Linked DNA regions of Homo sapiens: region 2 is linked to region 1. Evidence: chromatin contacts called from ENCODE Hi-C or POLR2A ChIA-PET data. All regions are on one chromosome and are shown on one strand. The core of a region is the stretch at or near the end of the contact, and the rest is flanking DNA. Distances in the headings are between cores, read along the strand shown.

The links. A loop is a pair of places that touch in the nucleus more often than their neighbours do. ChIA-PET counts read pairs that join two places held with the same protein, here RNA polymerase II (POLR2A). Pooled maps may share reads with other maps.
Region 2: a pooled map shows a loop between it and region 1 (2.4-fold over the local background). The contact joins two enhancer-like sites. A Hi-C loop is called at or near these places in 1 of 50 pooled maps. POLR2A ChIA-PET finds 5 or more read pairs at or near these places in 5 of 52 experiments (CD4-positive, alpha-beta T cell, Caco-2, IMR-90 and 2 more).

What each region holds. Positions count from the first base shown.
Region 1 is chr2:96,318,583-96,324,238 of GRCh38, reverse strand. No RefSeq gene overlaps it. Among named protein-coding and RNA genes, the nearest start is that of ITPRIPL1, 3.9 kb to the left of the region's middle. RefSeq lists silencers at 2,095-2,354, 4,568-4,637 and an enhancer at 3,305-3,414. Within about 2 kb of position 2,283, at least 15 of the 41 ENCODE cell types and tissues checked have a DNase peak (open chromatin) inside an H3K27ac peak, as active enhancers do.
Region 2 is chr2:96,837,294-96,842,949 of GRCh38, reverse strand. It overlaps ANKRD23 (ankyrin repeat domain 23), which reads left to right. Exons shown (of 9, transcript NM_144994.8): 2 at 439-585; 3 at 765-890; 4 at 2,038-2,163; 5 at 2,436-2,534; 6 at 2,620-2,718; 7 at 2,855-2,953; 8 at 3,125-3,223; 9 at 3,306-5,038. The coding sequence ends at 3,401. It also overlaps a transcript of CNNM3 not described here. Among named protein-coding and RNA genes, the nearest start is that of ANKRD23, 3.9 kb to the left of the region's middle. RefSeq lists enhancers at 877-1,482, 4,514-5,068, 5,069-5,625 and silencers at 3,075-3,174, 3,315-3,374. Within about 2 kb of position 3,494, at least 4 of the 41 ENCODE cell types and tissues checked have a DNase peak (open chromatin) inside an H3K27ac peak, as active enhancers do.

The DNA.
Region 1 (5,656 bases), core at 1,034-3,533:
AGGTCTTCTTATCCAGTGGCAATGTGTAGGGAGCTCCCAAACAACTTGTACAATACTTCCAAGAATACTGACTTATTTAATTGTGGAGCAGGAAAAACTGTCTGCTAGCTGACAATGACTGAAGTTCCAAAGTTACTTTTTATAAATGTGAATTATGAAAAATAGATCACAGGTTATTGAGCATTCATGCATTTGGAGCAGTAATAATGAAAGTCTCTTATCTTTTCACTTATGACATGATGTCAGGATGCAAAATATATGCTTCAGAGTGTGCAAAAACGATAATGTTTAAGACCATGTGTTTTAAAGTTGTATTATTTTAATTAACAAATAATAATTGTACATATTCATAGGGTGCACAGTCATGTTTCATACATACAATGTATAATTTCAGATTAGGGTAATTAGCATATCCATCATCTCAAACATTTATCATTTCTTTGTGTTGGGAAGGTTCAATCCTCCCTCTAGCTATTTGAAACTATATATTATTACTATTATTATTTTGTGTGTGTGTGTGACGGAGTCTTGCTCTGTCACCCAGGCTGGAGTGCAGTGGCACCATCTCAGCTCACTGCAACCTCCACCTCCTGGGTCAAGCAGTTTTCCTGCCTCAGCCTCCCAAATAGCTGGGATTACAGGCACACACCACCAAGCCCGGCAATTTTTTTGTATTTTAGTAGAGTGGGGGTTTCACCATGTTCTCGAGCTCCTGAGCTCAAGCAATCTGCCCACCTTGGCCTCCCAAAGTGCTGGGATTACAGGCATGAGCCACCATGCCTGGTCTATTATTGTTAACTGTAGTCAACCTACAGTGGTGTGAAACCCTAGTACTTAGTCCTCCCATCTGGCTATAATCTTGAATCCTTTAACAAATCCCTCCCTATCACCACCTTCCCCTCCCCTTCCCAGCCTCTAGCATCCTCTGTTCTACCTTTTACTTCTATTACATCAACTTTTTCTAGGTTCCACATGTGACTGAGAACATGTGGTGTTTATCTTTCTGTGCCTGGCTTATTTCACTTAATATCCTCCAATTCCATCCAAGTTGCTGCAAATGACAGGATTTCATTTTTTTTTATGGCCAAATAGCATTCCATTGTGTACATATACCACGTTTTCCTTATTCATTCATCTATTGTTGGACACATAGGTCAATTCCATATTGGCTATTCTGAATAGTGCAGCTATAAACATGAGGGTGCAGATTTCTCTTTGATATAATGATTTCCTTTCCTTTGGATAGATTTTAAGTAATGGGATTGCTAGATCATGTGAGTAGTTCTACTTGTAGTTTTCTGAGGAACCTCCATGTTATTCTCCATAGCAGCTGTGCTAGTTTACCCAACAGCATATCAGAGTTCCCTTTTCTCCCCATTTTCACCAGCATCTGTAAAACCATATGCTTAAAAATGTGTGTTCATGGTTAAGGATTTGTTTTAAAAGTGGTTGCTGGACAGGCGCGATGGCTCACGCCTGTAATCCCAGCACTCTGGGAGGCCGAGGCAGGCAGATCACCTGAGGTCAGGAGTTCGAGACCAGCCTGGCCAGCATGGTGAAACCCCGTCTCTACTAAAAATACAAAAAAAAAAAAAAAAAAATTAGCTGGGTGTGGCGGTGCATGCCTGTGATCCCAGCTACCAGCCTGGCCAGCACGGTGAAACCCCGTCTCTACTAAAAATACAAAAAAAAAAAAAAAAAATTAGCTGGGCGTGGTGGTGCATGCCGGTGATCCCAGCTACTCAGGAGGCTGAGGCAGGAGAATCGCTTGAATCCGGGAGGTGGAGGTTGCAGTGAGCTGAGATCGCACCACTGCACTCCAGCCTGGGCAACAGAATAAAACTCCTTCTCAAAAAAAGAAAAAAAAAAAAAAAAGAACATGCTATGGCTTACTCCCATTATGTGTGTGTGTCTGTGCATCACATGCCTCGGAAAAGTTTCAAAGGGTGGATCCCTAAATGTTTACAGTGATCTTCTGAGGGTGGAGGGATTGATTGCAGGTGTCTAGCAATAAGGAGGTATTCTTTTCACAAAAATAAACATGCAGTGTCCAGCGTATGAATGGGCTGTGTGCCCAAAGCCCTCCCTCGTGTGCCTCGTGAGCACAAAACACGTTTTCTACAGAAACAGGTGCGCCTAGGACCGCTAGAGACGCTTTGCGCCGGGGCAGTGTCTTCACGGTTCGGAGAGCTGGGAGTGGAGGTGGGGGGAGGTTCCTCATCCTCGCCAGCTTTCTGGGCCCCAGGAGCCGCCTCCCTTCGCCCCCGACCCCGCCTCCGTCCCCCAAGCCGCGGACGCGCCTTTTCCGCCGCCTCCAAGAGCAGCCGCGGGGCCGCCCCCAGGACGCGTTGTTCGCTGCCGGAGTTTGGGGTGGCAAGGACCGGGCGCACGGCTGAGATGCGCTGCCCTCCAGAATGCGAGCCTGTGCACGCGCCTGCGGAGGGGCCACACTCCCTGCAGCGTCCGCGATGCGCTGTTCCCGCTGGCGCTCGGCGGGCGCTCCCCTGGGCACATCGAGGCTCTAGTGACCGCATTATGAATTAGTCCTTTCCTTTTCTCCTCATGTGATTGCAGCGAGCGCTCGTCTTGTTTGTAAATCGTGCTGGCAAGCCCCGTTTTAACCAACTACGAATTTCATTTCGGAATGAAAAAGGAGACGCACTTTCGGACAGGGCAGCGGTTGCCGCCGGTCCTTCCTCTGAGCTACCGGTCCCTAGAAGGAAGACCTGCCTTCGACCGATCTGGAAATGAGTCCCAGCTGCAAGCCCAGGGCGGCGGAAGCCCCACGGGCCGAGCCGAAGAAAGACGAGGCGGGGGACGGGGAGCGTAGTGCCGCGTGCCGGGACCCACAACCCCTTTCCCCTGGGCGCTCTTCCCCGAGCGGACAGGAAAAAGCTCTCCTTTGCCGCTGCCCATCCCCCAGGGCCCAAGCGATGCTTCCTAACCGCGTGGACGCAGCTTGATGGGGGAGAAAGAGCTCTGGGAGCAGGGCTTAGAGCCTCGTCTCGCCTCCTGCCAACTCGGTCCGGCAAGGTTCCGAACCTCCCTGAGCCTCAGCTTCCTAATCTGGCAAACATGACGACAAAAGTCCTTCTCTTTTAAGGTTGGTGCAAAAATTAAATGGCCCTTTACTGTATATTTAGAGCACCTGGCTCACGGATTAGTCACCTCGCTCCTGGGCTCAACAGTGTTCACTGGGTCCTTACAGCATCACACTGGGATCCTTAAGGGCAAAGACCAAAATTAGACCTAGCTTAATTCCTGGTGTGCAAGTGCTAAGTGTTATGAAATGAGTGAGTGACAGGATGATCCAGCTATGAGAAATAGGAGAGAGTTTGCGGTGGGATAGAGACTGTACCTTCTTTTTGTATAAGATGTTTGGCAGTTGGGGATAACTTACCGGAAGCAAGCTTAAGATGCACACGAAATCCTGACCAAGAGGATGTAGAAATTAGATATATGGCCAAGAATCAGAGAAGCAAATAAACAGATCTCAAATAAAATGTTTAGTTTTGAGGTTAGAGGTGGGATATCAGGGTAACCAGGCAAAATAACTGATACAATAAATAACTACATGACAAATCACTTCTCTCAACAACACATTTCAAAAAAAATCACTTTATTTTATAACTGCAAGATTTTCTTCAAACCAGTTTCTTGCTATTACAAGCTCAAAAACTTATCCTGCTCTGGTGGCAAACATTTTGTGACTCATGCTGTGTAACAAAGACCTGTGTAGACATTGAGTTGTATATTGCTGATGCTTCTGAACATAAAGGAAAAGTACAAAATTGCCGCCTTTTTCCCAATGATTTGTGGAGGAGAATTATTACTAGACTAGCTGATACCTGTGCATGAAATGCACCACTATTGCTTAATAAATCTGGACCGGGTGCGGTGGCTCATGCCTGTAATCCCAGCACTATGGGAGGCCGAGGCGGGCAGATTGCCTGAGCTCAGGAGTTCAAGACCAGCCTGGCCAACATGGTGAAACTCCATCTCTACTAAAAATACAAAAATTAGCTGGGTGTAGTGGTGGGTGCCTGTAATCCCAGCTACTGGGGAGGCTGAGGCAGAAGAATCACTTGAACCCAGGAGGCGGAGGTTGCAGTGAGCTGAGACTGTGCCACTGCACTCCAGTCTGGGCAAAAGAGCAAGACTTTGTCTCAGAAAAAAAAAAAAAAGAAAAAGAAAGAAAAAAAAAAGAATAGCACTGGGCACGGTGGCTCACACTGTAATCCCAACACTTAAGGAGGCAGAGGTAGGAAAATAGCTTGAACTCAGGAGTTTGAGACCTGCCTGGGCAACATAGCAAGACCCCGTTCTCCACAAAATGGAAAAAAAATCTGAATAGCATATCAATGTGTATTATTTGCTTATTGTATATTTCTTTATAGTTTTTCTCCTCTCAATGTAGCACTTGTACTGTTGGGAGGATAAAACATAGGTGCTCTTGATTAAATAGGGATTTGAAAGATATGAGTAGATTCTGTCTACCATCTGTCCCAATCACTTGTTCATTCCATTCAACAAATATTTATTTATTTATTTATTTGAAAAAGGGTCTGAGTCTGTCACCTATGCTGGAGTACAGTGGTGTGACCTCAGCTCACTGTAACTGCCACTTCCTGGGCTCAAGCCATCCTCCCACCTCAGCCTCCCAGGTAGCTGTGATTAAAGATGCTTACCACCATGCAGCTAATTTTTGTATTTTTGATAGTGACAGGGTTTTGCCATATTGCCCAGGCTGGTCTCAAACTCCTAGGCTCAAGCAATCCTCCTGCCTCAGTCTCTCAAAGTGCTAGGATTACAGGTGTGGGCCACCATGCTCCGTCCCAACAAATATTTATTTGAATGTTTTATAACTGTGAAAGATGTATTTGGACCCGATACAATGAGAGTCTGGAAAGAGTTCTTGGAAATTAAAAACTTGATAATAAATATGAAAAACTCCATACAGAAACTGAAAGTTAAAATTGAGGAAGTCTCCCAAAATTAGAGTAAAAATGTAAAGAGCTGGAGTCAAGAAAATTGCCAAGGACCAACCCAGTAGGTCTAACATTCGATGATTAGTGGCCCCAGAAGGAACATGGGAAATGGAGAGGAAGAAATCTTGTCAAAGAAATAATAAAGCAAGCATCCTATAAAGGGAAGACATTTCCAGATTGAAACTAAGTGCCCAGCCCATGGATGAGAGTAAACTCATACTTAGTCCCTTCATTATGAAATGTTAGAGCACTCAGGTCAAACAGGATTCCACAAGTTTCTGGAGACAAAAAAAACACAGATCACATACACAGGATCAGGACAAATGGTGTCAGATTTCTTTCTCTCTCTCTCTCTTTTTTTTTTTGTTTGTTTGAGACAGGGTCTCAAACAGGTCCAGCCTAGGCTGGAGTGCAGTGGCATGATCTTGGCTCACTACAACCTGCTGGGATTACAGGCGCGCACCACCACGCCGGGCTAATTTTTGTATTTTTAGTAGAGATAGGGTTTCACCATCTTGGCCAGGCTGGTCTTGAACTCCTGAGCTCAAGTGATTCGCCGGCCTTGGCCTCCCAAAGTGGTGGGATTACAGGTGTGAGCCACAGTGCCCTGCCAACCCAGATTTTTAAATACAGCACTAGAATAAGATGAAAGCAAAATGGTTGTAATC
Region 2 (5,656 bases), core at 2,245-4,744, 520 kb before region 1:
TTTACCCCGGGGGGACTTCTCTGTCCCTCTGAGCTTGGAGTCAGGTGGCAGTCAGTATGATCTGGTAGGAATCTTAACAACATGGGGGAAGCTAAGGTGTCATCTGCCCTGAGGCTACCTGGGCAAATGCCCAGCAGTATAAATAGGTTGTGGCCTCATGTCCCCCCAGCTGTGTTCCTGCTGACAGGAGCAGGGTAGGCGGGGATCCGTTGTCCCCCTGGGTGTCAGCTGATGACACAGTTGCGGAGCCTGCAGCACCCACAGGGTGAGGGAGCTTGCCAGCACTCTGGACTGCAGGAGCTTTGAGGCCGGCTCCCATCCCGGGCACCAGCCTTGTGACATCTGCCCTTATAAGACAGCTCCCTGCTACTCCACAGCTCTGTTTTCTAAGGGTTCCTCCAATTTTCCCAACTCAGTACTCATATCCTGTTCCTACAGGTAAGTGGAGAAAGAGTTGAAGGGAAAGTGTTGGGATTTGGACATGGAGTTCCTGACCCTGGAGCCTGGCCTAGTGACTGGAGGAGGGGCCCCCAAGAGGCTGTGGCCCGGGAGAAGCTGAAATTGGAAGAAGAGAAGAAGAAGAAAGTGAGAGAGGGGCGGGGGCCGGGGTTGGGGGCAGTGGCTAATCCCTGAGGCCGGCTGAGCAGTGAGGCCTGGAGGGACTCTGGTGGGGCAGCCTGAGCAGCTGGTGTCTCCTGTCGGCAGGGCAGAGAGATCTCTTGACCAGCGGCTGATGGCTGGCATGGTCTTGTCTTCTGCCCCAGCTTGAAAGATTTAACAGTACCAGATTTAATCTGGATAACCTGGCTGACTTGGAAAACTTGGTTCAAAGACGGAAAAAGCGACTGAGACACAGAGTCCCCCCCAGGAAACCTGAGCCCCTGGTTAAGGTGAGTGGGAGGTCGGGGTTAGGGCAGTGCACACACCAGGGCTCCAGTTCCAGAGGAAGGGCTTGGGGCAGAGTGGGCACTGCAGGCCAGGACCACACAGCCAGTGCCTGGGGAGCCCATTAAATCCACTCCAGAGCCCCCGCGGATGTGTCCGCCAGGGCTGCCATAACAAAGTCCCACAGCCTGGACAGCCTCAACAGCAGGCATGTGTCACCTCGCTGTCCTGGGGGCTGGAAGGCTAACAGGAAGGTGTTGGCGAGGCTGGTTCCCTCTGAGGGTGGTGAGGGAGAATCCCTTCATGCCTCTCCGGCTTCTGGTGGATGCTGGTGATCTTTGGCGTTCCTTGGCTTGTAGATGTATCACCCAACTATTGCCTTCATGTTTGCTGGGCGTTCTGCCTGTGTGCATGCCTGTGTCCATGTGTCTCCCCCAACTTTTTTTTTTTTTTTTTTTTTTTTTTTGAGACGGAGTCTCGCTCTGTTGCCCAGGCTGGAGAGCAGTGGCACGATCTCGGATTACTGCAAGCTCTGCCTCCCGGGTTCATGCCATTCTCCTGCCTCAGCCTCCCGAGTAGCTGGGACCACAGGCACCCGCCACCACGCCCGGCTAATTTTTTTTTGTATTTTTAGTAGAGATGGGGTTTCACCGTGTTAGCCAGGATGGTCTCAATCTCCTGTCCTTGTGGTCTGCCCGCCTCAGCCTCCCAAAGTGCTGGGATTACAGGCATGAGCCACCGCATCCGGCCCACGTGTCCCCTTTCATAAGGACATCAGTCACATTGGATTAGAGCCCACTTTAACACAAGTCATATTGGTGAGGGGCCCACCATACGCCGGTGTGACCTCATCTTAACTAATTACATCCTCAGTGACTCTGTTTCCAAATAAGGTCACATTCTGAGGTACCTGGGGTTAGTACTTCATACGAATCTTGGGGAGATACAAGTCAATCCATAACACACACGCTCACACACACACAGTCTATTCAATCTCCTGGCGTGGGATTAGAATAAGAAACTGCATTAGTACGAGCCAGCAGTGTTCCTTGGTGGGCTGCATGGGACCCGTGGGCCAGACTGGTGAAGCTGTGACATCTTGGGCACCTGCGGCCTTCGGGAGTGATTTGGTCTTGTCTTCAACTGAACCAGCCGCAGTCCCAGGCCCAGGTGGAGCCTGTGGGCCTGGAGATGTTCCTGAAGGCAGCTGCTGAGAACCAGGAGTACCTGATTGACAAGTACTTGACAGACGGAGGGGACCCCAATGCCCATGACAAGGTAGCACAGGTTGGGTGAGTCGGCTGGCAGCAGCTGCAGCTGCAGGAGCGCTGCCTTCAGTGTGTTCAAGTCCTGGCCTAGGAGGCTGCAGGGATTTTCACTCTTATGGGCATGAATCCAGTGGCACCTGCAGACGGAGGAGAGGGAGCGGCCCATCGCGTGGTGGGGGAAGTGGCAATTCCATTCAGGGACCTGGCCCTGGGAAGGGGACCGCGTGGGGTCTCTAGGGGTGGCTGCACTCCCTCTGCCTAATCTTCCATCTCTGCCCTCAGCTCCACCGCACCGCCTTGCACTGGGCCTGTCTGAAGGGTCACAGCCAGCTGGTGAACAAGCTGCTGGTGGCAGGTGCCACAGTGGACGCGCGAGACTTGGTGAGGATGGGGAAAGGCCCAGCCTCTGGTCGACGCCCAGCTTCACATCCCAGCAGCTGAGTGCTTGGGTGCTTTTGTTTTGCAGCTGGACAGGACACCTGTGTTCTGGGCCTGCCGCGGAGGACATCTGGTCATCCTCAAACAGCTGCTTAACCAGGGAGCCCGGGTCAATGCCCGGGACAAGGTGAGGGGCACGGTGCTTTGGGGGCCTGTCGGGAACACGGGAGCAGACGCTGTTCCTGGAGAAGAGAGCACGTAGTCCCATGGGTTAGGGAGGCCTCACCAATCCAGACCCAGCACTGACCCCCACTTGCTCTCAGATCGGGAGCACCCCCCTGCACGTGGCAGTGCGCACCCGGCACCCCGACTGCCTGGAGCACCTCATCGAGTGTGGCGCCCACCTGAACGCACAGGATAAGGTAAGGCAGGCGCTTGGTCTTTTCCGGCTCGGACAGCTCCAGAGGAGCAGGGACTGAGGAGCCCCAGCCAGGACCAGAGGTGCTGTCTGCTCGGTGACAGCAGCCCTGACCTTCCTGCATGAGGAGGGCAGCACGCGGAGGCAGAAGCTTGACTGCCTGCGTTCTCAGCAGGAAGGGGACACGGCTCTGCACGAGGCCGTGCGGCACGGCAGCTACAAAGCCATGAAGCTACTGCTGCTCTATGGGGCCGAGCTGGGGGTGCGGAACGCGGTGAGTGTGGGCGCAGCCCTGGCTCCTGACCCGAGGGCGGGTGGAGCGCCTGCAAGGGACTGACCCACACCGTTGCTCCCAGGCCTCCGTGACCCCGGTGCAGCTGGCTCGAGACTGGCAGCGCGGCATCCGGGAGGCCCTGCAGGCCCACGTGGCGCATCCCCGCACCCGGTGCTGACCGCAGCACCGCCCCCCGCCGCGCCTTTCGCACTGCCACCATTCCATCCTGTGCCCCGCCCCCGCGTCTGCACCTCTGTGGTTCCTGCCCTCAGCCCTGGTTCCTCCCTCTCTGGCCTGTGCCGCCTCAGCAGCCCTGGCAGAACTGAAGAGCGGCACCGGGCCCAGCAGGCAAAGAGAGAGGCCTCCCTGGCTTCGAGTGTCAGGGGAGCCGCGTTCCCTCCCAGGGCTGGAGCAGAGGACCACAAGGCAGCAGAAAGCGCGGGTCCAGATGAGGGCCAGGAAGGGGAGGAGAGTGAGGGCCAAGAACGAGCCTTAAGGGAGCAGTCCCAAGCTGGAGCCACCCAGGGCTGGGTCTGGGAGTCCTCAGTGTCCACTTGTCCCAGGTTAGGGGGCTTGCCTTGCTCTCTCCAGGGCCAGTCTGTGTGTGTGGGGACTCAGCCCGTGGCCGGCAGATGCCATCCAGGATGTACAAGGTGCAGCCAAGGCAGGCCATGCAGGGGCCGGGCCTGTCTGCAGCTGGTGGATGCCTGTGGGCATGGCTTTCTCTGGGGACCCCATTCCTGTCAGTAGCAACCCTGGCAGTGTCCGGAGCGGCTCTAGACAACTTTGGTCATAGGAACTCTGGAGGTGGGTTCTGGTCATCTGAGGTGGCTACTCAACAGGTTTGAGGCCCCACAGCAACAGAAGTCCAGGACCCACTAGGTTGCCTCAGAAGCCCTAAGACTGATGAGCTGGAGCGCGCATTTGAGAGAAGCCTCGCACCCACTGTGTACTGGCCCCGCTCAGGCCGGCCTGGCACACCGTTGCCTGCTGGCGGCTCTCATGGGGAAGCGCCTGGGCACTGGGGATTGCTTGTGGCCCACTCAACTCTTGGGGCAGTGGCCCGTAACCCTAGTTTGCCTGAGGCCCTTATGTCCCCTTATGTTCCTGGTACTGGAGCTTGAGCTCTTGCCTGGAACGCTGCAGCTGCACCCACCCTGCTTGATCCCACCTGGGAGGCCAGGACACTGAGGAGCTCTGAACCCAGCCCACAGGGAAGCAGAGGAAGGTGAGCCCCCGCCGCCCCCCAGCCCTTCCCATCCCTTCCCTGCTCCCTGGTGGTCTAAGGACCCAAGCTCCCTAGACTTCCTCTTCCACCGTCTGTACGTTTCAAATTACACTGGTGTAGGCCTGTACTGCTGGTGGGGCTGGGCCCCTAAACGCCAGAAAGTGAATCTTAAGAAGCTCTGCCCTAAACTGAGAACCACATGCTGAGGGAAGGGCTGAAAGGTGAAGGCTCAGCCTCCCTCACATGGGTCCTGGGTTACATTAGGTACCGGGCTGATTGATAGGCATTTGGCCATGGTTCCTTTTCGTCTACCTTTGGGGGCCTTCTCAGGCCCAGAACAAGGCTGTTGTTACTATGTGGAAAAGCTGACCAGTGCTGCACACTAGGGGCACACACCTTTCCATGAGCAGCTCCTGCCCTGTGGCGACAGCCAGCGTGCACCCAGACGCTGGTGCCATGGCGAAGCAGGCGTTCAAGACCATGGAGAAGACAACTCCTCATCTAGAAAATGAGGACACCTCAGTGACAAACACACCTTTTTATACCAATCAGTATCCTCTGTTCATTAAAACTGGCTATCCATTACAGCCTAGCCGTCTTTCCTGGGCCGAGAGGAGCCCATGCTTCAGTCACCAGGGACTGTCTGATAGGGCCCACGCCTGTTAGCCATGCCGGCCGACAGCAAGATAGGCCGAGTGCAGAGTGGGCGGGATGCGGGGTCCTGGCACTAGGCTTTTGTGCTTAAGGCACCTCTGCTCACTGACGACAAGGTCAAAGAGCAGTGGTTCTCCACCTCAGCTGCTTATCAGAATCACCAGGAAGGTTTAAAAAGTCCTGATGTCCAGACCCTAAGTCAGAAGCCCTGAGGGGAGGATCCAGGTATTCTCATGCAGAGGCCATGCTTGTCTATGTGGGAAATCCTAGGAATCTACAGAAAGCAGACAACTAGGGAGTCCAGCAAAATCTCGGGTGCAAGATAAACACACAAAAACCTGTTTCTACCTCCTAGAAATGAACATGTAGACACAAAAGTTAAAAATATGTACTGTTTACAATTGCTGAAAAAGGGAAATACTTCGGTTTAAATCTAACAAAATATGCAAGGACTTGTATGCTGAAAATTATAAAACGTGATGAAATCAAAGATTTAAATAGACATGCCATGTTCATGGATTGCTAGACAGAATACAGTAAAGATATCAATT